Regions from separate parts of the Mus musculus genome. Here region 1 is linked to region 2. The links are chromatin loops, found by intact Hi-C in ENCODE. Cell type or tissue: gastrocnemius. All regions are shown on one strand. Each heading gives the region's core, and the rest is flanking DNA. Links, peaks and the distances in the headings are about the cores only. Region 1 overlaps Bmpr2 (bone morphogenetic protein receptor, type II (serine/threonine kinase)). Region 2 holds the start of Nop58 (NOP58 ribonucleoprotein).

Region 1 (15,759 bases), core at 4,448-12,447, 140 kb before region 2:
GACAGCTACAGTGTACTTACATATAATAAATAAATAAATAAATCTTTAAAAAAAAAAGTATAAAATTATAATACTGAATTTTTAAGAAAATTCTGGTAGAATTACTAAAATGTATGAATAAGTGCTGATTCCTAAACCACCACCATAATTCTGGCTCTAAGCGATGCAATGCCATCTTCTGGCCTCCAAGAAGCACAGATATGATACACATAGGCAAGCACAGGCACAATAATAAAAATAAATTTTAAAAAATTCTTGTAAAAATTGGGTGAAAATGTTTGTTGAAGCTGAAAATGGAGACAACTATGTGTGTTTGTACATGGATTTTCCACGGAGGTTTTTAAAGGGAAACCATGGGGCTGGCAAGCAGTTCACCAAGTGGTGAAGCTGTATGTCACCAAACATGATGACCTGAATTTGGTCCCTAGAATCCACATAGTAGAAGGAAAAAACGACTCCTGCAAGTTATCCTCTGACTTCCATTCACGTATGACCGTCCTCCCTTTACACAATAACTAAACAAATAAATGTTAAAAAAAAAAAAAACTTAAAGAAAATAAATTCTGATTAAATGGCATGTTTACTAAATGATAAGACCAAAAGTAGTATTTTGTTTTACCTGTCAACATTCTGTATCCAAAACATAAGGCGACTATCAAAACAGCTAACACAGAAACTGATGCCAAAGCAATGATTATCGTTTCATCTCGATTAAATGAATGAGGTGGACCTAAAAGAAAAAAAGAAAAGTATTTTATTTAATACCAACAAACTAGCTTTTAGGAAACCTGTATTAATATATAATCAAATCAATAATATTCTTGTGTGAAAAATAGAGAAAAATCAATTTGTGATAGTTATAAATGGCATGATTTGGTCATATAGATTATCTTATATAAACTTAAAATACTTGTAATTTTAGGAGTGTATATTGCTCTTTCAGAAGACCCAAGTCCTGTTCCCAGAATCCACATCACGCAGTTCACCACCACCTGTAACTCCAGCTCCATATGATCTGTCATCTTCTCTAGCCTGAAGGTGAGGGTGTCTGCACTCATACACACACATATGCCATGTAGTCGTGGTAGCTTGAATGAGAATGACCCTCATAGGATCACGTATTTCCATTCTTGGTCCTTGGTTGGAAAACTACTTGGGAAGGGTTAGGAGTTGTAGCTTTGTTGGAGGAGGTGTGTCCCTGTGGGGAAGCTTTGAGGTATCAAAAGATTAGAAGCATTCCCCTAGTCTCTTTCTCCACCTCATGATTGTAGCTCAAGATGGGAGTTCTTAGCTCCAGCACCATGTGTGCATGTCTGCTGCCAAGCTTCCCACCATGATGGTCATAAACTCTACCCTCTGAAACTATAAGCCCCAAATAAACTCTATATTTAAAAAAATTGTCTGGTTACTGAGTCTAATCACAGCAATAGAAAAATAACTAGACAGTAGCAGAGGCTGGCCTCTGCAATCTTCTTGCCTCTGCCTCCTAAATGTAAGACTACAGGTGTACACCACTGAGCCCAGCTTCATGTTTGGCTTGAAACCATGTACTCAGTAGACCTCAACAGGTTGCTAGACTTTTGTGTGCCTCATTTCCTCCTTTGTAAAAAGTAGTGCTGTGTACCTCACATATCTGTTATGAAACTTGAGGGGCATCTAAGAGTTTACTAGAGCATAAACTTCTATGCAATCGATGGTAATTAAGATCATTAGTATTGATATCATTAATATTAATGAAAAGAACATTTCTTTGTGGGCAGCTAAATCTAAATTGAGCCTGAAGCTCAGTCCCTCCACTTATTAATTTGACCTTGAGAAAATGTCTGCATTCATGAACCAACATTTATTTACTTGCAGAATGGGAACATATGTATCTAGAGTATAAGGCTGGTGTGAACACGTAAACATTTATGTGGTAGCTCCATCTATGGGTCAGATCTTATCTATAGCTTATCTATACTTATCGGTATCTTATCTATATAATACCTTGGAAATGGATGTCCATAAACTAGGTTATACCTAGGAGTAGGAGAAGAACAGGGATGCAATAATTCTATGAAAAGTAGAAACGCATGAAAATGTCTTAAACAGAGAGAGAAAACTGGAGGATACACTTGTCACCATGTTTAAAGATCTATAAAAAAATAACTAGATCCAAGCAGTGTATATACAAAATACAAACAACTACTTATCAGTAAAGAGTTTAATGCAGAATGAGATCGCCCATGAAATATATGTTTGGGGCTGGTGAGATGGCTCAGCGGGTAAGAGCACTGACTGCTCTTCCAAAGGTCCTGAGTTCAAATCCCAGCAACCACATGGTGGCTCACAACCATCTGTAATGAAATCTGACGCCCTCTTCTGGAGTGTCTGAAGTCAGCTACAGTGTACTTACATGTAATAAATGAATAAACAAATATTAAAAAAAAAAGAAATCCATGTTTGGTTTTCACTATAGGTTTTATAGGTAGTATTTGACCAGTGGCAAGGCCACACTATCCTTACTTAAACATTCTTTACAGTCGGTCAAAATAAAATATAATATATTTTGAAATTTTAAACTTGTAATTCTGTTTGTTTGTTTGTTTGTTTCTTGGGTTTCTGTTTTGTTTGTTTGTTTGTTTTGACAGAGGACCTCACTGTGACAAGCTCTCTTTGTAAACCAGGCTGACTTTGAAATCAGAGAACCCCCTGTCTGAGCCTAGTAAGTACTAGGATTAAAGGCATACACCATCTTGATTGACAATTTTAATTGCAGTCAATTAAAATCAAGCAGACTGTACATTAAAATTATCTTACTTGTGGTCAAACTTGAATATTCTATACCAAATGATAAACCTCAATAGCAGTGTTTCTCCAGTGAATTATCTCAAATACTGCACAACTGCATAATAAAAGGTATTGACAGTATTTCTACAGAAGATTATGTTGATGCCATGAAATACTCTTAAATTATAAGACAATTACTAGACAGTAGACTTTAACATACTGATAAATGTAGTTAACAATACTTTAACATACAGTAATTTATAGAGGGAAAGACTGTATATGGAAACTCATCTTTGGCTAGGGATCTAACTCAGTGGTAGAGTGTTTGTCTAACATTTGCAAGTCCCTGGATCCCTCTCCAGTACACAGAAAAAGAAAAAAGCCAATCAACCAACCATCCCCCACCCCCCTCCAAACAGCCTCAACTCACTACAATACTAAACCCTAACTCAACTTACTACAGAAAGATAGTAGCATGTCTGTAACTATTTTTAAAGATTAAAAAGGAAGAAGAAAAATAAAAAGTGTTAAGGATATAGAAAAACTAAAAACTTACATACTGCTGATGGGAATATGAAATGGTACAGATGTAGTAAACAGTTTAGTAGGTTCTCAGAACGTTTTTAGAATTTATCTAACATTTGGTAGTTTGTTCCTAGGCATATACACAAAGACCTGGAAATAGGCTTTCAAACGAAAACCTCCTGGAAATAGGCTTTCAAACGAAAACCTCCACAGCATCACTGTGTGCTCTACAAGGAGAAATGCGAATGTTCATACACTTATCAATAACAATGTAATACACCTACGAAGATGAGATGCTAAAGGTCCTGTATTTTATGATTTCATTCATATCCAGAAACAGGTAAATCCATAGAGACTAAAAGCAGGTTAGAAGTTGCTAGGCATGGGAAAAGAGGGAGAAGGGAGTTATTTTTTACTAGATAGAGAATTTCCCTTGTGGGGTGATGAAAATGTTTTGGAACTACATAGAAATAATGGTTGCACAATATCATTAAAGGACCGAATAGTATATTTTTAACCTAGCTCATTCTGTTATAAGATTGTACTCAATAAAATAATAACTTATTTAAGAATTTGTTGAACTCAAAAAGGAAACATTATTTCAACACATATATGATTAAATAACTTGTGGTTTTTAAACACAAGATATATATATATAAAATCAATCCCTTGGCTGCTAAGGCTCAGTCAAGTGACTTCCATCAACCCTGATGATCTGAGTTCAATCCCCAGGGCTCATATGATAGATAGAAAGAAAGAACCAATTCCCAAAATATGACCTCTGATCTCTACATCTATACCAAGGCACAGTACCATTCCACATCTGTGTGTGTGCGCACACGCATACATACACACACCCAAAAAGACAAAACAAGACTAATACAGTACACTTCCCTGTCTATGAGGACATTACAGAAGGGTTAGTAGATGCCTCTGATAGTCCTGATCCAAACTGCTTCTCCGAATTCGTGGGTTCCACATTTGTATATACAACAAACCATAAACTAAAAATACTTGAGAGAAACCAAGAAAATTTCAAAGACAAAACCTCGGTTTTTCATGCACTAACCACTACAATGGATCGCCATGAAGGAAGTGATGTTTAGGAAGTCCAGCGCAGCACCTGTCATCCACAGATTTTCAGTCTCTCTCAAGGTCAGGTGACAAGGTGTCATACATGTGTAATACATAAGTAGAACTATGGTGATTTATTCATATTGCATGTGTATAGACTTAGTTTTTGGTCTTTATTTTCTAAGCAATATGGTAATAAGAACTATTTATACTGCATTTAAATTGTATTATCATTATAAGTAATCTAAAGATGATTTTTACAGAAATAGAGATAATTTGAAGTATTTGGAAAGGTATGCATGGAATGTATGTAAACACTGTGCCATTTCATGCTTCAAGGCACCTGCTGTATTGGGTTTTTTTTTTTTTTCTTATATCTCTGATAAAGTGTAACTTAAAAAATTAGGCATAGGCATAGCAAGAGGTCAATGATAAGTAATAACAAAATAATTTACAAAAACAGAGAGTACTAAAATTGTCAGCACTACTCTAATCATTTGGGACCATTACTAAATAAATAAAATGACATCAGCACCCGTGATACCACAACCATCAACCTGACAACTGAGACAGCTATTAAGCACCTACAAGGCAAGGTTCAATGCTGTGGCAGACACCATGGTTAAGGCAAACTTATGAAAGAAAGCATTTAACTGAGGCCTTGCTTACAGTTTCAGAAGATTAGTCCATGATCATCATGGCAGGAAACAATCAGACAAGGTGCTGAAGTGGTAGCTGAGAACTTTACATTCTGATCCACAGGCTACAGACAGCAGGCAGAGAGAGACTGGGCCTACCCCCAGTGACACCTCCTCCAACAAGGCCACACCTCCTAATCCGCTCCACTCATGGGGACCAAGCATTCAAATATATGAGCCTATGCAAGCCACTCTCATTCAAACCACCACAGAACACATGCCATATGAATACGCTAGAACAATAGCTATTGACATCTCACATGAAGTGATGTCGAATGGGCTGGTGAGATGGCTCAGCGGTTAAGAGCACTGACTGCTCTTCCAAAGGTCCTGAGTTCAAATCTCAGCAACCACATGGTGGCTCACAACCATCCGTAATGAGATCTGACGCCCTCTTCTGGTGTGTTTGAAGACAGCGACAGTGTACTTGCGTATAATAATAAATAAATCTTTGGGCCAGAGCAAGCAGGGACTGAGCGAGCGGGGCCAACCAGAGCAAGCTGCGTTGACCAGAGCAAGCAGAGGTCCTAAAAATTCAATTCCTAACAACCACATGAAGGCTCACAACCATCTGTATAGCTATAGTGTACTCACATACATAAAATAAATAGATAAATCTTTAAAAAAAAAAAGAAATGATGTCGAATGGTGTTAATTGAATTGCATTACTCTAAACTGTGCACAATTAAAAACTTATGAATTGTTCATTTCTAGATTTTACAATTTAACATTTTTTGAGTTAAGGTTAACTGTATTTAACTAAGACCTCAGAAAGTGAAACCTTTAGTAAAACAGAACCACTGCACTTTATTTTATAAAAATAAAATTTCAGCTAAACATGTGGATACACACCAGTAATACTAGCATTTGGGAGATGCAAGCAAAACAATCAGGAGTTCAAGAAAACCTTCATCAATACAGTTTGAGGCCAGCCTGGGCTACAGAATGGGACTTTTCTCAGAAAAATTAAGCAAAAATAAAGACAATATCTAGGCTCTTCTCAAATTAGAAACAAGGGGCATAGTATTTTCTCTTAAACATCAGTAAGTAAGAGGTAGAAATACTATTCAATGATTGAACTCACTTGCTGCTCTTACAGAGGACTCAGGTTCAGCACCCACATGGCTCACAGCTGTCTATAAACAACCATCAGTTCTGGGAAATCCAATACACTCGTCTGGCTTCTGAGAGCACCAGGCATGCGTGTGGTACACACACACACATACATGCAGGCAAAACATTCCTACACATAAAATAATAAATAACTACCAATCAATAATGTTCTGTTATAATCAAAACAAAACAAAAACGTGATAAATGAAAGACAAGACAAAAAGAACACCGAGGTAGCAAGAGTAGCGATACTTAAGACAGAGATGATTAAAGAGACAGAAATGGCAAAGAACAAAGACCATGGTGAATGCTGGCTTGAAATATTTTCTTTTCTTTTTTTTCATGTTAGAGTTAGCATTCTAATAGGTAGTGGGTATTAATTTCCTTCTGAAATTTAAATTAGGAATCTTTATTTGTCCCTTCATTGTTACTTTCAATAGGCTTTATTATTGTTATCATCACCATAATTGTTATTTTATATTATTATTGTTGTTATTGTTGTCATACTAACTGTCCTAGAGCTCACTATGTAGACCAGGCTGGCCTCAGACTCAAAGACATCCATTTGCCTCCACCCTGGGTACTGGAATTAAAGATGTGTACTACCACACCTGGCAGATTTAAATTTTTTTAAAGATTTATTTATTTATGTATTTATTTATTTAATGTATATGAGTAAATTGTAGCTGTACAGATGGTTATGGGCCTTCATTTGGTTGATGGGAATTGAATTTTAGGACCTCTGCTCGCTCAGGTCAACTCCACTCGCTCAGTCCGGCCCAAAGATTTATTTATTATTATATATAAGTACACTTTAGCTGTCTTCAGACACACCAGAAAAGGGCATCAGATCTCATTATGGGATGGCTGTGAGCCACCATGTGGTTGCTGGGATTTGAACTCAGGACCTTTGGAAGAGCAGTCAGTGCTCTTACCCTCTGAACCATCCCTCCAGCCCACATTTAACCTTTAAGTACCATCTATTGTCTTCTTTTATAGCCTGTTATTCTGGCATCATATCTGAAATGTGCTGTCAAAACCAGTCATGAAGATTAACCCCACTTGTATATCATACATGTAGACATGCCTAAGAATTCACTGATAGGGATGGAGATGTAGCTAAGTCGGAGAGTAAGGGGGATGGTGACTACGCATACCCACTAAAACAGAAAATATTTTATTTTCAAGACACACCCACATCTCTAGGAACTGAGAGGAGCTCAGTATAGCAATTGTGTAACATGAGAGGTACCACTACTGACAGGTGGGGGTGGGGCTGGGGTAGGGGGACTCCTTTCCTATTGCATTACATATTTCTTTCCACAGAGTAAAAGGTATTTAAATATATAACTGAAAATGGAAAAATAGGAGCTTTAATTCATTAACTCGCAAATAGAGAGGGTGAAAAAAAGTATTAAGGGACTTTTAAACATGTTTAAAAACATACATATGGTATTTAAATGTCTCAAATTAGGAACATTCCAGGTTATGTCATATAGTCTAAAAACTTGACATCACTGAAAACCTGCCAGGAAAAATATTGCAATATGTGTAATCATATGTGTGTAATTAAAAAAAAAAAAAAGCTTTTGACTGGAAAACTCATTTTTATTTCTTTAAAGTAATTCCTTTTAAAAAGATTTCTGTTTTATTTTTAATTATGTGTATGTATTCATGTCTGTGAGTGGGTATGTGCATATGAGTGCAGATACTCCCAGAGGCCAGGAGAAAGAGACAGAGATAGAGAGACAAAGAGAATGAGAACACATATACCTATGTCTATATAGGCTCTTAAATCATCTCTCCAGCCATTAAAGTGATTCTTTCTATGTCATATGTTATATATACATATAACATGAAATTTCTTATTCCTTTGCCCTAATATACCCTCTTTTTCTTCTCTTAGTGTCCTCAGTTAAATATTCAGCCAAACCCAAACACTGCTAAGTATGCCTATGTGCAATGGCTGGGCTTTCCCAGGCAAGCACTTCCTGAGTACAGAACAGACAGGGACCCGTGGTCTGCCTCACTGGAGCCTGGGATGTTTCTGTTTACATATCCTGGAGCCAGGCGGGGGCTACTACTGGAGGCAGGCTGTCTGCTTCCTTACTACACTCAGCTTTTGTGTGGGACTGTGTCAAAGAAAGAACAACATTGTTACATGTGCAGCAACCAGCAGGGAGAGGTTTAAATAAAACACAGCAGTGGTTATGTCCTCTGCTTAATCTTTAACCACTCTGAGCAGAGAAGCAAATTAGGCCTTTAGGTTTTTCCTTCAAGGAATGTGTTTTTCATAAAAGCAAAGTACTACTATTTAAACATCAAAGCAATTAAAGAGCTTAATGAATTTCTAAGACAATAATTAAGACTGCTAAAATATTTCCAAACTATATCACACAGCTTAGCATTTTCACAAACATTTTATATGGAATGAATAATGTTGACATAACTAACATGCTTGGAATACTACATATACAGTAACCACAATCCGATTAATGTTTATGTTTAGTAGTTTTTAAAAATTGAGTAGGGGAAGACTTTACATTTCTTTTTACTTTTCAACAAAAATTTAACACTGAATACTTAAGGCCAATTTTAATTTACCTTATCTGGTTAAACATCCTGACCTAGCTCTTAGATTACACAAAACAAAAATAACAATAAACAAAAACAAGCCATGGCATGCTAATTGTCAAGACATTTTATGTTTGATTTACAAAAGAACCGCAGAAAAATGAACACACACAGGGAGGGGAGGGAGAATAAAGTGAAAATTAAAGAGAAAAGGGTCATAAGGAAGGAGTAAAACAAAACAGGAAAACATGTAGTATTTGTTCTCTTTAACTTTTAATTTCCTTGTTTATAGTTTAAAATTTCAAAAATATGTATTTTGTGTCAGAGTACATGGCTGACTGTATGACTGTGCACCAACTTTATACAGGAACCTCAGCGGTTAGAAAAGGATATTAGATCCTCAAACTAGAGTTAGAGGTGGTTGTGAGCCACCATACCGGTGCTGGGAACTGAACCCCGATCTTCTGAAGGGCAGCTGGTGATCTCAATTGATGACCCATCTCTCCAGCCCAGTCTTTTACCATTCCCCTCCCCCTTTTTTTCAAGACAGGGTTTCTCTGTCCAGCTTTGGCTGTCCTGGAACCCACTGTGTAGACCAGAGTGGCCTGGAACTTACAGAAATCAGCCTGTAGTCTTTTACTTTTTAAAAGTATCTTCTTTTTTTTTGTTTGTTTTGGTTTTTTTTTTTTTGTTTTTTTGTTTGGTTGGTTTTTTTTTGTTTGTTTGTTTTTTTTTTGTTTTTTCCCGAGACAGGGTTTCTCTGTGTAGCCCTGGCTGTCCTGGACTCTGTAGACCAGGCTGGCCTCGAACTCAGAAATCCGCCTGCCTCTGCCTGTCAAAGAAAGTGCTGGGATTAAAGGTGTGTGCCACCACGCCCAGCCTAAAATTATCTTATTTACTGCTTTTCAGTTACTCAATTATGATCTCCCCCCTCTTTTTAACTTTACTTTTAAGTCTGAAATGAAGATAAAGAAAATCTTCTATAAAAGTAGAAGGAACATAAATTTACAATTTCATTTCTATGGATGTGGTTCTATAGTGGTCAAACCCCTAAGATTAGGAAGTGTGAATGTAATCCTCTCGGGCGTGGAGGAACCACGGAATGGGGAGTTATGAGTATAGTTTCAACTCTGCAAGATCAGAGCGACTTTTGGAGACTCTATGACAGTGTAGACACACTTACAAAAGCTAAGCTTTGCACTTAATGAGGCCAGAGAGATGGCTCAGAGGTTAGAGCTCATGGTTTTCAAAAAAGAACTTATTTTTTAAAATAGTAATTGCATACATATAAATAAAAATAGAGTAATACAAATTTCAGTATTTATAAAGTACTGATACTGTTAGCATTTAACATTGTAATTATCTAGAATGTTAGATCTTAAAATGTTTTACTCAAAATAATTCTTAAATTTATGTCTCTTAAATTTGAATACACAATACACTGACACAAAAATGCTGAGCTATTCAGAAGTCTTCTTAACATCTCTAGTTCTCAACAATGCACACACACAACCACATACATGTGCATATATATTTGTATTTTTGAAATTTTCCTTATGTATGTAGAATAAAGAAACAAATAGGAATGCATGGCCATATCCTCTTCTGAAGTACTTAATATTTCCTTGAAGCTTATCTGTATTTAATCTGAATAAATTCTAAAACTTCATACAATTTTTTTATACTATTGTGGCAAAGTAACGTAACCTGCTCTCTACTGATGTACATTTGGTTACTTCTGTTTTGCTGTAACAATGCTGCAATGAGTAACTTTGTTTCTAATCATTTCAAATCACAGGCATTTTATACTAAGGTGACAGCTAATTTTTGTTGTCATCTAGCCTACATCTGGAATTAACTAGAACTCAAGCAGCTGTGCACAGCTGGGAGGGATTTTCTTGATTGAATTTTTTGAGGTGGGAAGGTCCACCCTAAATCTGAGCTATAACTTCTGGTGCTAGCCCACTTAAAAGGACATAGAAGAAAGTTTTTTAAAGCTTTTGGTCTGCTTGCCCTCATTGCCACTGGCAAGTTCATCTATCCTGTTACTGAGAAATTACTTTGCTGGGATTAGAATTTACTTCTTTGGTATTCCAATGTAGACTGAAGACTAGCAGCTCTCTAGGAATTCTCTGGGACTCTAGCAGGTAGACTTTGCTGAGACATCCAGATCCTGTGGACTGAACAACTACTGAATTCTTTGCTCTTCTACCACGAGACATCCATTGAAGGACTACTCAGACCAGAGACTGTAAAGTCTAATAAATCCCCAGACTAATATAACAAAGGACCAATTCTCAGAAATAAAACTCTTGAGTTTGGGATTTACTCTCTGGGTTTTTCTTTTCACTGTGTGGAATAAAGAAAGAATAATGTTCAATGTATTACAACACTTTCAAAGAACTGTTAATCATGAAGCACATTAATGAATTAGAACCATCACAGAATGAATAATAATAATCATACTCTAGGAAATATCTGTGTTGAGCTAAATTATTTGTCCCCAGAATTTATAATCACATGGACTGTGTTCCTGTGACATTATTAAATAATTTTAATACTTGAAAGTCATTCCAGTATCATGTCCTGTGTCAAACAGCTAATCATTTCCCATTTATTACCATGAAATAATTTTTAATGAATAACAAAACTTATTTTAGAAAATATAACTGTTTTAATGTCTTGGGTGCTTAGACTTTCAAATATTTAGGCAGCTGAATTAGCTCAAGCTAATGTAATATATTAGGTAGAATAATTAAGAGGGCTGATTTATTTCCTTACAAGTTACATAAACAAAAATTCTTGAGAAAATTTTCTCAAACATTTGAAGCTGTTTCTCCTGGATACAGACCTAGAATCACACACACACACACACACACACACACACACACACACACACACACACGAGAGGAAGTAGGTTGCTGAGAAAATGGGAAGTCCGTAACAACATCCTAAGGACGTTTGTAGACCTGATTACAAAGACTTATCACTAGAGTGCAGGGCTAAAAGCACAAAACAAAACAACCACAAAGGCTTCTGAGGGAAGGCACGACAAAGGAAGGTGAGGAATATAAGGGACAGTGGCATGGTGGGATGGGGTTGGGTCATATGATACTGAGATAATAATTCAGACCGTGCCCTCCTGGTGCACTAAAGATGGAGTGCAAAAATCCTGTATTTTCTAGACCGTCTTGTAGATGACACTAAAGGGTCCACATATTTTTGGGAGACCTTTTTTTCCCTTGTCTACCAAATACTGTATCAGCAGAGGCCTGTATTGATTCACCTACCTTATAAGTACAAAAAGGTTGTACAGGAAACATTTGTCAGGTATAAAGTATGGCAGGGGTAGTTTTAGAATGTGCTGGCTTCTTGGGTATGGTGATGTGATTTTATGTTGGTCTACTATATGTATCCATACATTAACTTTCTTGGTGGTCTTGTTCTATGATGAGGCTTTGGAAGTAACTCCTGAGAGCTCTAGCTAAATGTGTTCTCTATTCCAATGGTCTTCCAAGTGTGCTAGGTCCCTGGAAGACCATCACCACTCCCTAGGAGATTCTTAGAGATGCAAATCAGAAAACTGACTGGAGTCCGCAGTTTGTTTTTTTGTTATTGTTGTTATAGTTTTTCACCTTAAAAGACATTTTATTTACTATCCAATTAGGAATGATAGTACTGGTTGTAATTTAGCTAGGAGATTTAATATGTTTTTAAAAGATTCAGATTATGTTAACGTTTGGCTTGAGTGTGGTTTATCACCTCCAAATTTCACGTTAAAATTTAATCTCTCCAACCAAGCATGGTACAGGCAGAGGCAGATAAGATAGATCATTGTAAATTTGAGGCCAGCCTGGTCTACCCAGAAAGCTCCAGGCTAGCCAGTGCTACATATGAGTGAGGTTCTGTCTTGTCTTAAACCCCAAACAAAAAACAACAACAATTTATTTTCCATTATAAGATATCATTAGGAGATAGGACCAGATAAAAATCTTTAAGAGTTGTTAAGGCTCTGGTTTCATGAATGTAATTAAATTCATTAAAGTAATTAATGAATCAGCGGAGTTAAAGAGACATCTGAGGAGTGGGTCTGCTTTGGCTAAGTCTTTTCACAAGCTCTCATCTCCTGCCTACCCACCCCAAGACCTCTGCCAGCAAGAAAGCCATCACTAAATGTGACCCTCTGAACACAGACCAACGCTGTGAGTCAAAATAAACTTTATAAGCTAGCCAGTCTACACTATCGTGTTTGAAGAATGGAAAGAGGAGTAAGACTTGCGGTATTCATGTTCTAGTAACTACTCTTCCTCATCAATAATTTGTTGTCACTTTTGACACATGACTTCAAGCTTGTGGCCTCAGAGCGGTTTTATTTCTGGATTTATTTATTTATTTATTTATTTATTTATTTATTTTGGAGACAGGGACTATGTACTCATTATGCAAAACAGGCTGACCTCAAACTGACAGATATCCTCTTGTCTCTCCTTCTGAGTGCTGAGATTAAAGGTGTGTACCACCAAACCCAAAATATATGCATTGACAGAACAAAAATGTGGCTTTAAATAAAACTCTAAAAGATACTTATTTTTATTTTATGTGCACTGGTGTTTTGCCTGCATATGTCTGTGTGAGCGTGTCAGATTTCCAGGAGCTAGAGCTACAGACAGTTGTAAGCCACCATGTGGGTGCTAAGACTTGAACTTGGATCCTCTGGAAGAATATCCAATGCTGAGCCACCTCTCCAGTCTCAAAAAGAATATATTCTTATGTCTCCAATAACCTACTACATTTGTACTTGGCAGACAACTTAAACTTATCTCCTATGAACATTTTATTTCTTTCTATTATATGATACAAGACATTCTCCAGTAAATGTTGTTCAGTGCTGAGTGTAGTCTTTTATAAATTAGCAGATAAAAGCTCACTAATCATATGACAATGCACTGAAACCATATAGCTAATTGGGTATGGGCCTTTTGCTTTTATTCAAGTGACAATTTTATACAGTGTGGTTTATTTCCAATGATATAAAACACTGAAAAACTGCAAAACTATATGCAGATACATTGATACCATCAGCACTTGACATCTTCTTGCTTACATGACATTTTACTGAGCGTTGCTATGGTTTGAATTTGACCTTAATATCCACCTCAAAGATGGGACCTTTAACGGGTTGCCAAGTCTGAGAATGTCACCCTTAGGAATGGGTTAATACAGTTTAGGGATTTGTCTCCTATGAAAAGGATGCATGTGACCCTTCCACTCTCACTCATATGCTTTCTTGCGTTCTTTCATTTTCTACCATAGGACAGACTTATTTTCAAATTTCCATACTGTCAGCCAAACACATTTCTGTTGGTTATAATTCCAAGCCTCAAAAATTTTCATATAGCAGCACAAACCTGAAGAGTAAAAACCTATTTTCACTACCTTTCCTTGTGTCTCAATGTCTCCACCATAGAGTGGACCAGGTTATCCATGGCTCAGAATCAGAAAATGGTTTGTGTACATGTAAAAATCAATGTATTTTTATTATTATTTGCTAAAATAGGAGCTTCAAAGAAGTGATAAATGACAGCTTATTGCTGAGCCATCTTCCCTTTAAGTAAACTGCTGAGACTGTGACTGCTCTAAGTGGGGCTTACTGGGCCATCCAAGTAGAAGCACAGAAGACAATGGTGCTGAGGGTGATTTGAGCCATGGGGAACCAGTTCAAGAGGTGTCAGAGCAATGTAATAGTGTGTGGCCAAGAGACCAATCTTGTGATATTTTGGCAAAGAATGTGGCTACTTTCTCCCCTGTCCAAAAAAAATCTGCCTGAGGTTAAACTGAATAGTTATGGATTAAGAGCTTTGGCAGAAAAAAATCTCCAGACAACCTAGTATTGACTGTGTGGCCCTGCTTATGGAGATCTATAATTAAGAGGAGCAAGCTAAGCAAGGAAAAATATATAAAATACACAGTTTGAGGAGAAAAGGGGCACCAGGAAGTAGAATGGAGCTAAGTCCTGTGTTCAAGGAGATGACCACATTAAAGAAAAGTCTGATGCTAAGTGGAATAAAGGGAGTGATGACTTCAGGGCAAGATCCCACCCAGCTAAGCTTCCAACCTGTGAAAAGGAACTAAAGGGAAGCTTAGGGTCAGGTGTGGTGTTGCACACCTTTAGTCCCAGCACTCAAATTGGGAGAGGCATGGGAAATTTCAGAGTTCAAGGCCAACCTGGTCTATGGAGGGAGCTCCAGAACAACCAGGTTTAGGCAGTGAAGGAAATCATCAAAATCAGAAAGTGGTGAAAATGTATTTGAAGAAGGGGGTCATGTTCCAGCCCCAGGAAGCAGCAGAACTTGGTGGCTTTGGTCACATTGTTCTGGCTTTAGAGTCAAGGATTGAACAAAGGTTATGAAATATCCCTCCACAACTAAGGACAGGCACTAAGGCCAGGTGTGTGGCAGAGATGTCCCTACACGGAGGCCAAAGAAAGCCACTTGGTGAAGCTGTGAAGGTAAAGCCTGGATTGCTTTGGAAACCCCAAGATGTTGAAGATGCCAGAAGCTTGGGATACCTGCCAAGGAAAGCTAACAGGGAATGGAACCAGCCCAAGAGAAAAGAGGTGTGCTGCAGGCAGCAAAGCTGAAGAGCACTGTGGCATCAGACATGGGGATTCGGAGTCTGGAGTCTGCCTGGCTGGCTTCAGTCCTGCTCCAGACGCTCCTCCTCCTCACTGTGCTCCGGTTCCTCCCTGTCAGAATGGTGACGCACACCTTGCGCCACAGTACGGTGGAGTATGCAATCTGCTTCTTCGTTCTGATTTTACAGGGGTTACACTTAAGAGATTGCTCTTGGTCTCTGAAGAGACTTTGTACTTTTAAACAGTGCTAATACTGTGATAACTATGGGGTCTTTGAAGTTGAAAACAATGAATTTTGCATTACAATATGCCTAAAAACCTATGGGGGCCAGGGAGTGGAATGTGTAGCTGGACTTATTTTTGTGGGTTCTT
Region 2 (15,759 bases), core at 3,657-11,656:
ATCTCACGTGGTTCTACCCCAGGAATCAAGCCATCCATTTGTGATCGGATTCCTCTCATAAGTTCATTAACAACAGGACTATGGATACAGCTGAGATTCAATTTTTCCTATAAAAACATTCACATTAAATGAAAAATAAGTTTTCTTGAAAATTCACCGTTGTGGGTTTTCAGATATTGTCTTTTAAGAATTCACCAATGTAGCCAGGCAGAGGTGGCACACACCTTTGATCCCAGCACTTGGGAGGCAGAGGCAGGCGGATTTCTGAGTTTGAGTCCAGCCTGGTCAAACCCCGTCTTGAAAAACCAAAAAGAATTCACTAATGTGAATTCACAGGTTCAACTTAAACTCACAGGAACAATCTGCCTCAGTCTCCGGAAATGATAAGTGGAGCCTCCCTCAGCCCTGAAGCAGGCTGCTCCAGACTTTGACCTTGCTGCCAGTGAGAAGGAAATTACCTAAGGTGGAGCCTTCCGACCTAGATGGCTTCTTTTGTTCTGCCAGCTGCCACTGCTCTCTCCAAGACACTGCTACCTGCTGAGAAGCACCTGATACATTCCAGAGGAACATTCTATTCTGCGCATCACCTATAGGCTGGCTCCAGACACCAAGAATGGACTGGAGGGGATGGGCCTTCCCCTTTTATAAGCACACTCTCTTAGGAAACGGAGGGCCTTGAACTGAAACATGTCTCGGCTCCATTAACCTCTCGCAGTCTAAGTCTCTTTCAGCCCCAGCTTGCCTCCCTGGTGTACCTGGTCCTTGTAAGCCACAGGCCGGGATAGAACAGATAAGCATGATCTATCTCATTGGAATCTGGTATTTTAAAACAATATTGATCTCGGGTATAATATATATACTTTTCTCAACTGTACATAGTGTTTGCTTCTAGTATGTTTGTTAAGAAGTTGATGGAAATTAAATAGAGAAACCTTCCAATTACCCTTTTGGCTAGGCTGCATCCCAAGATGCAAAGCATTATTAAATCTGAGGAAGTTTTTTTCTTGCTTGTTGGACTAAGTGGACTACTGCTATTTTATTTGATTTCCAGACTTTTAAAATCTGCACATGTACCTATGTGATTTTTTTTTAAAGAAAAGATTTATTTTATATATATGAGTACACTGTCGTTATCTTCAGTCACCCCAGAAGAGGGCATCAGATTGCATTACAGATGGTTGTTGAGCTACCATGTAGTTTAGTGCGCTTAGCCACTGAGCCATCTCTCTAGCCCCAGCCAAAGGGAGTTTTTGTGCACTAGTTAAGTGCAGGTGCCTTTAAAGGCCAGACAGTATCAAATCCCCTGTAACTGAGTGATGGGTAGTAATGACCTGTGTAATGCTGGTAATGGGATCTGAAGCCCGGTGTATTAAGTGTACTAAGCACTTTTAACCACTCACCCATCATCACTCCAGCCATTTGTTTAGCTTTAAAATTACAAAGTATTGGGCTGGAGAGATGGCTCAGTTAAGAGTGCTGACTGCTATTCCAGAGGTCCTGAGTTCAATTCCCAGCAACCACACAGTGGCTCACAACCATCTGTAATGGGATCCGATGCCCTGTTCTGGTCTGTTTGAAGACAGCCACAGTGTATTTATAAATAAGATAAATAAATCTTAAAAATAATTAAGTAAATCTTTAAAAAAAATTACAAGGTACTCATATACTCACCGGATTTTAACCAAAAGTAACAGCAAAAAGTTTCTATCTTTTCCCTATGGATAAGTGCATCCCTCAAATAACCCTCCCAAAGAGTATTAATGAATAGTATAAACACAGATAACAAGTATCTTTTTGACCCTGGATTTTGTGGCACACAAATTCCATGTTGGAGAAAAAAATTTGTTTTAAAAAACAAAACTGTTTCAATCATAACACTTTCCCTGTCGCATATATTTGTTAATTCCCTCATATAGGCCAATATTTTATAATATCACAAGCAAGTAACTCTAGGCATGCACCACCACAGACCATTTAAGTCCCCTCTGTACTTTATGCCTGCTACTAAAGCTTCCAATCAACTCACTTCTTTACTCAACAGAAAAAAGTTTAAATTCTATGAGGATCATCACAAATGTGAACAGACGGCATGAGTGGCTGGCTTAGAGCTTATATTATCATTTTTGTCCATCTTTATTTTCTACAGTGTACAGGGAAAACGTGTTTTTGCAATTTCTAGTTGAGATTATGCTGCCTAACAGGAAAACATCAACTATGAGAACACATGACAAATACTACAAAGAGCAGGCTTAGCAGCTCTAAAAGGCCTGGAAGAATCATGCCTTGCCCTTTAAGCCACAGCCACAGCCTCAGCCTCAGCCCAACTTTACCTTTATTACCCCTCCTAGTTTAGCATCAGCGACAGCCAGAGGTTCATGGGCTTCTTTTACTATTTTCTTCAAAACTTTCTTCAGCTGTTTATTGATTTTGCCTTCCATCAGAGCTGTGAATGCTTTACAGAAAAACAGAAAATTTTAGAGTTACAACTGAGAACGCTTCTGATGTAAACTTTAAAGGAAAGAAAATATTTCTTTTAAAAGGTATATTTTTAAAAAAATAAAAATTATTTGTGTAAATGTTTTATAAAAAACCAACTCATGGCTAGGCATGGTGGCGCACACCTTTAATCCCAGCACTTGGGAGGCAGAGGCAGTTTCAGGCCAGCCTGGTCTACAGAGTGAGTTCCAGAACAGCCAGGATTACACAGAGAAACCCTGTCTCGAAAAACAAAATCAAAGAAACAAACAAAAAACAAAACCAACCCCCCCCAACCTCATAAATGCCAGGCATGATGATGCACAATGTTTATCCCAGCACTTGGGAGGCATGAAAAAGCAGGGCAACCTGAGTTAAAGCCAGCTGGGTATACAAAGTGAGATCCTACTCTGAAATAAATAAGTTTGTTAAGATTCAGCTTCTTGGGCTGGTGAGATGGCTCAGTGGGTAAGAGCACCCGACTGCTCTTCCAAAGGTCCGGAGTTCAAATCCCAGCAACCACATGGTGGCTCACAACCATCTCTAACAAGACCTGACGCCCTCTTCTGGAGTGTCTGAAGACAGCTACAGTGTACTTACATAGAATAAATAAATAAATAAATAAATAAATAAATAAAAAGATTCAGCTTCTTTTTATAGGGCAGTCTATAGCCTCAGCTGGCATCAAATTTGTGAGCCTGCCTTTAGCTTTCCAAGTGCTGGGATAAACATGTGCATCATCATTCCTGGCATTTATGAAAGGGTTTTATAGAACCCTGGCTATTTTCTTCTGCCTTCTAATACTGTATACACTGATTCCTAATATCTACCTTTTTGTAAAGAGACTTTCTTTATTCTTTTCTTTGGGCTGGGGATAAAGTGTCTGTTTAGCATGTGAAAGACCTTGGGCCTAATCCTTAGTACTACACACACACACACACAAAGCTCTTTAAAATTAAAATTGCATTTCATGTTCCTAGCTTAAGTTTAAATTTTTGTTTTATGTATATGGGTGTTTTGTCTAGATGTATGTCTATGCACCATGTGCAGGCCTAATGCCTATAAGGGCCACAAGAGCATCAGATCCCTTCCAATTGAATTAGGATTATGAATTCCTGTGAGCTGCCATGTGAGTACTGGGAATTGAATCTGGGTCCTCTGAAAGAGCAGCCAGTCTCTCCAGCTCATTTCTAGTTTGTAATCTTCTGTATTACCCAATTTTAGTTTTAATCCAGCATACACAATAGTCCTTCCCTTAAACATACTTTTTCTTTTTTTTTAAAAAGATTTATTTATTATTATACATAAGTACACTGTAGCTGTCTTCAGACACACCAGAAGAAGGCATCAGATCTCATTGCAGATGGTTGTGAGCCACCATGTGATTGCTGGGATTTAAACTCGGGACCTTTGGAAGAGGAGTCAGTGCTCTTAACCGTTGAGCCATCTCTCCAGCCCCAAACATACTTTTTCTAAGTGTAAAATCTCTATACTAGACTAACACTAGATTCCACTAGGTCACCATCTTCTTCAATCAAACAATACTTATCACTTCAAAAAACTTGCTCATATAACTTCAGGGGCCTGAACTAAGCTATTCTCTAGAGGTCCTGGATTCAATTCTCAGCACCACACTACAGCTCACAACCCTCTAATAATGGAGAGTTCCATGGGATCCGATGCCCGTTTTTGATGTGCAGGTAAACATGTAGAGAAAACACTTATTTACATAAATGCCTGAATCAATAAATTGTTAAAAAGTAACTTCAAATAAAAAACAAGGCCAAACAAGACACCCCAATGGGCCAAGGCTTCTGCCACCAAACTGAGCCCCTAAGTTTGACCCCCAAGATCTATCTGGTAAAGAGAACAGAACACTCTCACTAACTGTCCTCTGACACAATTGTACCCTTCCAAGTAAACAAAATGGTAAAAGAAATGCTATAAATTAACTTCTATCAGAGAATATTAATTCTACAAAATCTAAATTGTATACTCTGATCTACAGTTACTCCGTTTTGGTTCTGCCTTATAGGACCAGGAAGGTGGTTCTGTAGGTAAAATGCTTGCCATTCAATCAACCTGGGAAACCAAATCCAGTCCCTGGAATCTATGTAAAGGTGAAAAGGAGAGAAGTGACTTCACAAAATTGTCTTCTGTCATGCTAAGTGTACCTGCATGAACTGCTCACAGAACCTGGCATACTGGCCAGTTTGGTGGAGTGCTTGTCTAAGGCCACTATAAATTAAACGCCATCCTCAGTTGCAGGGTCTTCTAGCTATGCTCCCCAGCCCCAAAGCAAACCAACTTGTAAGAGACAATATACCATCAATTACCAGGAAAAAAAAAATTCATCTGATAAAAACTAAGACATTAATTGTAGAAGTTTCTCTCATGGAATTCTTGACATAGTTCCCTCGTTTCCAAAAATGTTTATTATAAACCTATGTTTTATCACTTATAACAAAGATAATATCCTTCTCTCATAGGTCTGTTTCAAAGATTGTGATCAGTTCATTAGATATTGGTAGTACAGAAACTTGCTTTGTGTTTGGCCATGTCTTTTATTTCAGCACTCAGGAGGCAGAGGCGGGCGGATTTCTGAGTTCAAGGCCAACCTGGCCTACAAAGTGAGCTCCAGGACAGTCAGGGCTATACAGAGAAACCCTGTCTCAAAAAAACTAAACCCAAAAAAAGTGTGGACCAAATATGGTGGCACATCCCAGTAGTCAGGAGACTACTTATATCTCAATATTTCCATCAAAGCAGTATCTTTTCCCCATGTGTGATTAATGAAAGTGTTTAGACCTATAAAATTCTTGTCGAGTTTTAAACCATTTTTATAGTCCTTCATTCTCAATCAATCAAATAATTGGGTGATTAATGACACAGAACATGCCTGTCCCCCAACATGACCCAAATTTGAAGGCTCTGAATTACCCCCTTCTTTAAATTAAATGAAACAAACAAAAAATTATGTTTCCTTATATAAGCTCTCATGCCCTTTTGTGTGCGCATATATATATATATATATATATATATATATATATATATATGCACACACTTATTTATTTTAAAGAACTATTTCCTTTCAACTTTTAATATTGATATGCTTTTGTATACTCTGGCAAGCTTTATTACCAATTGTTTTATTTCTAGTGGCTAGTCTCAACTTTACCCTTGAATTAATAAAATTATTAGAGAGCTGGGTACATGGCCACATTACCTTGGTCCCTTGTAGAACAGCTCTTACTGAATTGTGCTTCAGCATTAGGCTGTTGGTTTTCCACAGGGAGATCAATTTAACCACTTGTCATCTCTCATCACATGGGGGAAACCAACCCTATGGTGAAAAAAGCTAACTCAATGTTGTCTCAGTGGTAGTGACGAATGGGTTAGATCACTTAAATTCAGTTCCAATAAGATGCATCATTGACAACATTGAGGAAGATTAACTCAGGCAACGGAAGACAATAACCTTTTAATAAGAAAAACAAATGCTACATTTTTAAATTAAAAAAAAAGTAAAGAAAAAAGAAAACTTTTACTTTAAATTCTTATTTACCTGCTAATGCTTCTGCTGTATCCTGAAATTTCTCAAAATGTTTTAGCTTTACTCTAGAATTAGAAGAGAACAAATGTTATTGAAAGAAATGATTCTGCAAAAGCTACATAGCCAGAAAATAGAAGCTAGCTGTTTCTATATAGCATATACTAAATAAACCAAAGTTGGAAATTTGGTTCAATGGTAGAGCATTTCCTAGTATAGCCAAGGACCAGGGTTCTATCCTCAGCACTAACCAACCAACCCTCCAGGTAGAAGAAGTGTGATTGAAAAATAGCTTATTGTCAGCCAGGGCTATACAGAGAAATCATATACATATACTTTATGTATATGATAGTGCTTTCTGTACAAAGAAAATGTATTAGTTAATTCATTGTTGTCTCAGTGGTAGTGACGAATTTTTGTTAAATCACTTAGATTCAGTTCCAAAAGGTATACATCATTGACAACAATGAAGTCTCCTATATTCCTTAAAACACTATTAGTTGAAGCAAATTTTTCTTATCTGGAAAGGTAAATGCTGATAGTCCAAATGCACACTTATAAGCATACAGATGCTAAGAAAAAAGTACTGATTGTATTTCTTGGTCCTATCCTAACCCCATTTCTGCTTGTATGAAACTCCATTCTCTATCTCTCAGATCTTGTCTAGATATTCAAGGATACAGAGAGATATAAGTGGAATTATATTAAATTACTCTGGAGCACGGTTTTCCTCAGTGTATCATGAACATCTCTCCAAATCACTAAAAGACCTACCCCATGCATATATACTCAATCAATTCAACAATGCTATTACTGATGGAACCACAAATGATGACTGTATTTATGTTTCACTTTTCTCTCAGTTAGCCATGCTTTACTCTTCGGTGCATTTATCAGCAGTAGCAGATGTATGACTAAACATGGGCATCCACAGGTATGGCCCCTCCCTTGGGGGTAGACAACTGGATCAGAGTTTCTTCTCAGGACTACACACACCTGCTGGGTTATTTTACAGGATGATTCAGGAAGGGTTAAATGCTGACCCTAACTCTACCCTACTGCCTTGCCCCTCAACCAATTTAGTTGAGGAGACATGGGAGTACTTTAAAACCTAGAATTTACAACCTACTTTTATCCCCAAGAGCTAGACAGAAATAAGTCATGGAAGATAAATACACTACAGAGTAAACTAGAAAGCCTTTGAATTATCAACCCACAAAAAAGAAAACTTGCTCACACTTTATACAACTCCTTCTTTGAAAAGTTTACATTTAATTATGGTATAGTATGTCCTCAAATATCCCTTGGGTAATTGCCCACTGTAATCTACAGTACAAATTGTGATGACCAATGTTCCAAATAAAACAGCCTCAATTACTGGGCGGTGGTGCACACCTTTAATCCCAGCATTCTGGAGACAGAGCAAGTGAGTTCGAGGTCAGCCTAATCTACAGCACTACCAGGACAGCAAAGACTACAACCTGTCTTAATACCCACACTGCCAAACAAAATCCAGCTTTCATTAAATTCACACTAACACTGTTCACAAAATAGATTTCCAAAAACCAAAAAGCTGAAAATAGCATACAAATGAGGAGGTCCCCACAAACTACTATACACCTAAATTCTTCAAGATTACTTACATTAAAAAAAAAAAAATATTTATTTATTAATATACATAGGTACACTGTAGCTATCCTAAGACACGCCAGAAGAGGGCATCAGATCCTATTACAGAGAGTTGTGAGCCACCATGTGGTTGCTGGGATCCGAACTCAGGACCTTTGGAAGAGCAGTCAGTGCTCCTACCCGCTGAACCACCTCACCCGCCCGATTACTTACATTTTATTTGCTTTCTCTGGAGTTTCAAATTCTTTCCACAAACTATCAACCTCTTGAAGTTTCTTCTCATTCAGAACCTGCAATAAACCAGTTTTTTTCAAAAGCAATTTAGACATATACAACTATTTTTCAAGTTAACAACTATTCACATAAAATAAGAGGAAAAAGTTTTTCTCTTATTGAAATAAGCTAGTTTTCTTATGCAGCATTAAGTTATAGTCAAATTAATTGTCTAAGTTAAACCTAGTTATAGTCTTTTAGAATCTTTCCTATATTATTACCAATCTAGACTTGTGTGAGTATACAATAATTTCTGTCCCTACTGGTATTTAAATGTGTTCAATTTTTTCTCCTAAGTGCCTAACCATACTTTTGTGTTGACAAACACTTAGGGCAGATTTCTGTAAGTGGGGTTAACTAATGAAATGAAATCGTTAAGCTTTGGGGCTGAGAAGAGGGCTCAGTGGGAGAGTATGTTGTACTTCTCCAGGACTCAAGTTATACTGCCAAAACCTACATATGGTGTTCACAACAGGCCACACCTACAACTACAGCTCCAGACATATCAGGTACCCCTGGCCTAATCAGGCATTTGCACTCACAAATACATACATAATTAAAAACAAACCATTGCCTCACATCCCCAGTGCTGGATTATGGGCTATGTGCCAGTTTACGCAGTGTTCAAGGTGCTCTGTGCAAGCATTCCTAACTAAGCTAGAACCTCTGACCCACTTTTAAGACTTTCTTTACATAGGTTTCTTTACATAAAATCAAGAGTAAATTAAAGGGACTGGAGAGATGGCTCAGTGGGTAAGAACACCGCTCTCCAGAAGGTCCCGAGTTCAAATACCAGCAACCACATGGTGGCTTACAACCACCCATAATGAGATCTGGTGCCCTCTTCTGGTGTGTCTGAAGAAAACTACAGTGTATTTATGTATAATAATAAATAAATCTTTGGGTCAGAGGGAGCAGGGACTGAGCAAGCAGAGTTGACTGGAGCAAGTAGAGGGGGAAAAAAAAAAAAAAGCCAGGCAGTGGTGGCGCACACTTTTGATCCCAGCACTTGGGAGGCAGAGGCAGAGGCAGACAGATTTCTGAGCTTGAGTGAGTTCCAGAATAGCCATGGCTACAGAGAAATCCTGTCTCAAAAAACCAAAAGAGTAAATCCAAAAGAGTAAATTAAAGATTCATTTCAACACCAATTTTCTGTATGATAAATCAAGCCAATCCTCAAATCTACACTCTCTATACCAAACACCCCTCAAATAGGGATATTTTACAATTAATGACAGGTTAATATAATCAGCATTATAATAAAGCATGCTAACTATGACACAATGCACTATACAATTATGCACATACTTTTTTTGACAAAATAGCCGGTAATTGTCAGGTCTAGATCACAGAACAGTTACATATTAACATTTATGGGTTATCCTTGACTATGCAGCAAATGAGGTCAGCACCAGATATATATTTCATTCTCTCATATGTGTGTGTGTATATATGTGTGTGTGTGTGTGTATATATATATATATATATATATCAATTAACTTTTATCTCTATGCTTTTATCTTATGTACATGGGTGTTTTGCCTGCATGTCTGTGCACCAGTTGCCAGAGGAGATGGGTTCCCTGAAAGGTTATTACAGAGGGTTGTGAGCTGAACGTAGGTGTTGAGACTTAATCTAGGTTCTCTGAAAGAACAACCAGGACTCCTAAGGGCTGAGCTATCTCTCTAGCCTCAGAGTTTAATTTTAATCAAACAAACTTGAAAGACTGAAGAAATCAAGCAATAGAGCTACCAATTACAAAACAGTGCTGGTGTCAAAAATTGTAAGCTACAACTTGTACTGTATAGCATACACCAGTTGAATTAGTTATTTTATTTTGTATATGATATAGACCCATGAGTATATATTAGAAGTTATCTTACCCACACAAAAGTCTCAATTTCTAATTGTTCTGAGACTCATTGCTCACCAACTGTCAAGAAAAAAATTGAGAGTAACTCTTGAAAAATTCACATTTTCTTCTATTTAAAAAGAAAATATTAGAAGATAACAGATTAACAGAACTGTCGTATTTGGAAGGTTTATTTTTACCACCATTCGCTTTATTTTATATGAATGTGTTTGCCTGAATTCATGTATGTGTACCACTTGCATGCCTGCTGTTGGAGGTCAAGAGTGTCCCCTAGAACTGGAGGTACAAATAGTTGTGAGGCACCATGTGACTGGGTGTCAGGAAGCTGGGTCCTCTGCAAGAACAAGTGCTCTTAGCCACTAAGCCATCTCTTTAGCGCCAAATTATCATCATTCTTAAAACTAAAGTTAAAGCAACAAAGAAAATGTAATAAAAGCATGATGATTAATAGTTATCCAAATATTTAGAAAATGTGTAGAGCAAACAAAACTTTGGCTATACCCAATCATGCTACCATATATCCTTATATTGTTTCTAGTAACAACAGTTTGAACAAAATAAAGTTTTCGGCCAGGTGTGCGGTGACACACACCTTTAATCCCAGCATTTGGGAGGCAGAGGCAAGTGGATTTCTGAGTTCGAGGCCAGCCTGGTCTACAAAGTGAGTTCCTAGACAGCCAGGGCTATCCAGAGAAACCCTGTTTCAAAAACCAAAAATAAATAAATAAATAAATAAAAATAAAGTTTTTATAGTTGTCTAATTTTTAAAAAAATTATTAATTTGGGGCTAGTGGTAAGAGCACTGACTGCTCTTCAGAGGCAGAGGTCCTGAGTTCAATTCCCAGCAACCACATGGTGGCTCACAACCTGAAGACATAGTACACTGCAAGTAGGCAGCAGTCTAAGCAGTAGTTGGAACACTCACTGCCTAACCCAAGCATGAGGAAGTAGTCAATGTAACTGAAGATATTTGGAATGTCTGGAATTTGAACCTAGGGCCACACATGCCAGGCAAGTGTTTTACTATGAGCTCTATCCCTAGCCCTCTTTTTAACTTTTATTTTGTGACACGATCTCATTAAGTTACTTGCATAACTGGAACTTTTGGTCAGGATTCTTGTCTTCCCTTCCAGGAATTATAATTCATTAGTACAGGCATTAGTCTGTGCCAACAGGGCTTTCTCTCAAAATCTAATTTATATTCTAGCATTTTGAAAGATCATGGAAAAAGAAGGCAGCAACTAGTATTATCTAATTTTTGGAGGGATTCACAAAAAAAAAATTCTTCACCTACAGAAAGTATACAATTCCCTTCTCACAAACTGCAATCACTAGCACTAGGTCTAGAACATGCCTATTTCTAGGTAAGGGATTGCTAAATACCAAATAATTATAAACTGAAAACTTCACCATAATACTCAAAACTTTCCAATAGAGTAGTAACACAGCATATTTATCACAAAAAATCACTGAATACTACATGTAATATGACCTAATAAGTAAATAAATAGAATGTTTAGCACATAGCATACTTACTCTACCTCATTGTTCCCCACAGCTCAATAGCATCTCATTGTAGGAAGATGCCACTGTTAGACCAACTCTGTACTAATAAACTTGTAAGCTATTTCTTATACTGAGAAATAGCTCAGTGACTAAAAGCACCAACTGCTCTTCCAGAGACCTGGGTTCAAATCTCAGCACCCCCATGGCAGCTCACAATTATCTGTAACTCCAAGGTCTGACAGCTCAGAGACACATGCAGGAAAAACACCAATGCACATAAAATAAGAAAAAGCAAACAACAAAAAGACCAAAAACCTTTCCGTATTTAAATAAGGGACACTCAAGTTAATAGAAGCCATCTAGACTTCTCCCCTAACTTTCATGCTGGTAATTATGAACTCCCTGGTTTACACAATTACATCAGGATAGCTCATGAGCAAGCCTCACATAGACCAAACTGGAAATGGTGAATACCATGTCCCCAACAACTCCATGTCTTACTTAAAACAAAAACCCCCTTCAATCCTACTGCTTGCAGTCCAAATTTCTGTATTCAAGCAGACTCACTGAATAATTTTAAAAAAAGGACATGACAGTCCTAGGCACGAGAGGTTTCATTATAGATACCAGGGGAAGAATACAGCCAGAGGCATCTAGAAGTGTCCTGAAAGCAGGGACATGAAAGAAGAGAGCAACAGAAAACAGAAGACCAAGAGAAAGCTGTATAGCTGGCTTGGTTATACAGGAATCAATGAAGCTGGGGAAAGGGTTCCAGCTCAGTTTCTGGGCTGAAGAATGTACAGCCCAGTCAGCCTTGCCATGATAATAAGCACCTCAGCATTTGTCCTGAGACCTAACAACATTCATGTTGTCTACATTAAAGCACAGTATACCTTCCTCCTCCTCCTGTTATCATCACATAGTAAAATAATCTTTAAAGAAAACAAACTATAGCTGGGCGGTGGTGGCCCACGCCTTTAATCCCAGCACTTGGGAGGCTGAGGCAGGCGGATTTCTGGGTTCGAGGCCAGCCTGGTCTAAAGAGTGAGTTCCAGGACAGCCAGAACTACACAGAGAACAACTGTCTTGGAAAAACAAAGCCACTCACTACTCAAAACCTTCCAATCATGCCTGGAAGGACCCTGATCTTGGACCCCAGCTTTAATCTAGTTAAATATAAATGAAATGTTAGGGGCCAGCCAAGCCTACATAGGGAAAGCCTGCCTCAAAAGTAAATAGAGTCTGGCGGTGATGATGCACACCTTTAATCCCAGTACTCAGGACGCAGAGGTAGGTGGATCTCTGAGTTCAAGGCTAGCCAGGTCTACAGAGGGAATTCCTGGAAAGCCTGAGCAGCACAGTGAAACCCTATCTGGAAAAGCCCAAAATAAATATCTGAGGCTGGAGCGATAACTCGGCGGTTAAGAGCACTGACTGCTCCTCCAGAAGTCCTAGTTCAAATCCCAGCAACCACATGGTGGCTCACAACCATCTGTAATGGGATCTGTAGCCCTCTTCTGGTGTGTCTGTTGACAGCTATAGGGTACTCATATACATAAATTAGATAAACATTAAACCGATCTTGGATTGGAGGTGTAACTAGGTGACAGGGCGCTGATCTAACATGTACAAAGCCTCAGGTGATTAAATGAACGCTTTATTGTCACTTGTAAAAAAGGGTCCTGCCCATTTTTTAAACTGAGTAAAGCAGAGGTCGCCCTAAATTCGGAGAAGCCACGTGTTCACCTGAACCAGCGGGCTCTTGATTTTTCACATCTTTTCGGAGCCCGGGGACTTGAAGACACTAAAATGTGTTCCGTTGTTCGTCTCTCCTTAAATCTTACCCAGCTCTCTGTCCCACATAAGCCTCTTAGCTCAACAACTCCATCTCACCTACCTTAAAGATGGCGTAGCCAACGGACGTTTCAAACAGGACCAACATGATGAGACCAGGTCAGGGCGGCGCTACGCGGCTAGCCGCGAGCCCTTACGCCACTGCAAATGACTACCTTTCAGTCGCTGAAGACCCGCTAGGCCTTGGACGCGGGGGAGCGCAAACGCCGTCGCCTCCCCGCGGACGAACAGACCACGTTGCTCAGCCGCTCCACACCTCTCCTCGTGGAGCAGCAAATATGCGAGTCTCCTTCTCTAAGAATTCTGGGAAGTAACGTCACTTCTGGTCGCTCAATGCCGCAGAGCGTGAGATCATTTCCGGGTTTTTCCCGCCCACAGTAGAATCCGGAAAGAGACGGCCTTAAAATATCGCGAGACTTTTTTTTTTTTTTTTTTTTTAAGTTTTGGACTGTGGCTGGAAGCTGTCAGTTTATTAGGTCATGTAAAGAAGAAAAAGTTCTGTGTACATTATATTTTGTATTATATATAATATATAAATTACATGTGTATAATTTACAGCACACAAAACGATTTACAACACATTATGCTATGCCCCGCCCCGCCATGTAAAGGACATTTTATTTTAAAACAACACAGAACACTTTTTCTTGATGAGGACGTGCACTCGGGTCCCATCAGTGAGTTCCACGGGATCTGACCTGGAACCGGAGTTGTAGGCAATTGTAAGCCGTCACGTTGGTGCTGGGAACCCAACCAGGTCCTCTGCAAGGGAAGCAAACTTTTATAACCAGCAACATTTCCTGGTGGTTCTTCTCTGGTCAAACAGGTTTTTAGCAAAGATTTCTTTTATAGCTATAAATATAGATATTTTCGGAGGCGGGAAGGGTTGTGTTTAAAATGATTCCAAGGTATGAATTTATGTATGTCTCAATGTAATTTCTTTTATGGAAACTTTCAGCCTCAGTGGCTGGATTTACTTTAAAACAAAGTCTTATGTATCTTAGACTAGCCTCAAACTCAGTAGGAAGTAGAGAATGACCTTGCTCAAAAACAATTTGTTTGTTTGAGACAAGGTCTCCATGTAGCCTTGTAACTATCTCTTGTAACTAGGTAGACCAGAGAAGTTTGAGTCATAGAGGTCCTCCCACCCCCACCTCCACAGTAGTGAGGTTACAGGCATATGCCACCACACCAACTTTATTGGTGCTGGGGATGGAACCAAAGGTTGGGTTCCATACATGGTAGGCAAGCACTCTACTAACTGAGCCATATCCCTAGCCTTGCTTTGGCTTTTTGAAAAAGGACCTCAGTATCTAGACCAGGTTGGCCTTGAATCATTGTCCTCCTGCCTCAGCCTTCAGAGTGCTAAGATTAGATATATCTGTGTGGCTATGTACTTTCAATGACAAGATTTAAATACCCCAGTTCTTCACAAATCTAGCTTCCAATAGCTGTAGAACGTTCCTAGTTGCCTAGTTCTAAACATTAATTTTGGATCTACAGAAAACTGTGGAAGATTAACCAACTTGACGTTCTGTAACACTTTTACAGTATGAATGAAGAGGAAAGAGTATCCTTGTTTGGACAGCAGAAAAGATGGACATATGGGGAATACAAGGGGATTCCTAGGGCTGCAGGCAAGAGCAGAATTGATTATAGCTACAGTTACATTTACCATATTTAGGGAGACAAGAGAAAGCAATAGAAGAAGAGAACAACAGTACAATGGGGCAGAGATAGCACCATAATAGCTTGATTTGGGAAAAGAACATAGAGCCAGATGGATGAGCCAGAAGCACATGTCTCTTCATATATTTAACTCCAACTATTTAATGTCTTGTGTACTTAATACAAATATCATTTCCTGGAGAGTTCTACCTGCAGTTCATGCTTAACAGTGTCCAGGTACCTTTGTGTTGGATCTGATTAGGTAATTCTTATGATTTAAATTAAGGAGTGCCTTCAGGAAGGAAAATTCTTTTCCTTCCATCTAAACATTTGTATCTTTTTTTTTTCTAAAAGGAAAAGATGCCTTTTACTGAATGAGAAATCGCTGGCATGCATTTTCCAGAATTTGTCCTTGAAAATTGCCACTTACACAACTCTCTCAATACTGTCCTTCAGAACTGTCTCAGATTTAGATTTGGATATTGTCCAAAGATAATAATTGTCTGAAAATTCCCTGAAGTATCGTATTAAACAAAGTACTGGGTCAAGGAAAAATGGTACAAAGAAATATTAAAGGGAACCTATGGGGGACTGGGAAGATGGCTCAATGGTTAAGAGCACTTACTGCTCTTCCAAGGGCTCAGAATTCAGTTCCCAATGCCCACAACTGCCTGTAAGTCGAGCTCCAGGGTATCTGATTTGTTCTTTTAACCTCCTTAGGCACCCACATATGTGTGGCTTACACACAGACATACACACATAAATAAAAATAATAAAATTTGAAAAATAGAATATGGGAGATATTGGGTAATAGAAGAATATAGGAGAACTTACAGTTCTTTTTAAAGATTTATTTATTTTATTTATATGAGTACACTCTAGCTGTCTTCAGACACACCAGAAGAGTGCATCAGATCTCATTACAGGTGAT

The links. Peaks named below come from ENCODE experiments on the same cell type or tissue, not always from the same donor. Only the 100,000 strongest peaks of a DNase experiment are listed, where the experiment ranks them.
Region 1: a loop joins it to region 2, with 2.5 times the contacts of the local background. A loop is called at or near these places in 5 of 42 quality-filtered maps.

Annotation. Positions count from the first base shown.
Region 1 is chr1:59,826,402-59,842,160 of GRCm38, reverse strand. Bmpr2 (bone morphogenetic protein receptor, type II (serine/threonine kinase)) reads right to left here. Exons shown (of 13, transcript NM_007561.4): 4 at 620-730. Among named protein-coding and RNA genes, the nearest start is that of Bmpr2, 70 kb to the right of the region's middle. In gastrocnemius, for the core only: no CTCF peak of the experiment used is centred there; a DNase peak (open chromatin) is centred at 8,222.
Region 2 is chr1:59,682,671-59,698,429 of GRCm38, reverse strand. Nop58 (NOP58 ribonucleoprotein) reads right to left here and starts at 13,424. Exons shown (of 15, transcript NM_018868.2): 1 at 13,204-13,424; 2 at 7,868-7,944; 3 at 6,041-6,093; 4 at 2,331-2,452; 5 at 1-107. The coding sequence starts at 13,248. It overlaps Snord70 (small nucleolar RNA, C/D box 70), which reads right to left and starts at 6,472; the gene lies at 6,420-6,472. LOC115485825 (a small nucleolar RNA gene) reads right to left here and starts at 5,921; the gene lies at 5,838-5,921. In gastrocnemius, for the core only: a CTCF peak has its summit at 7,777 (motif pointing right); no DNase peak of the experiment used is centred there.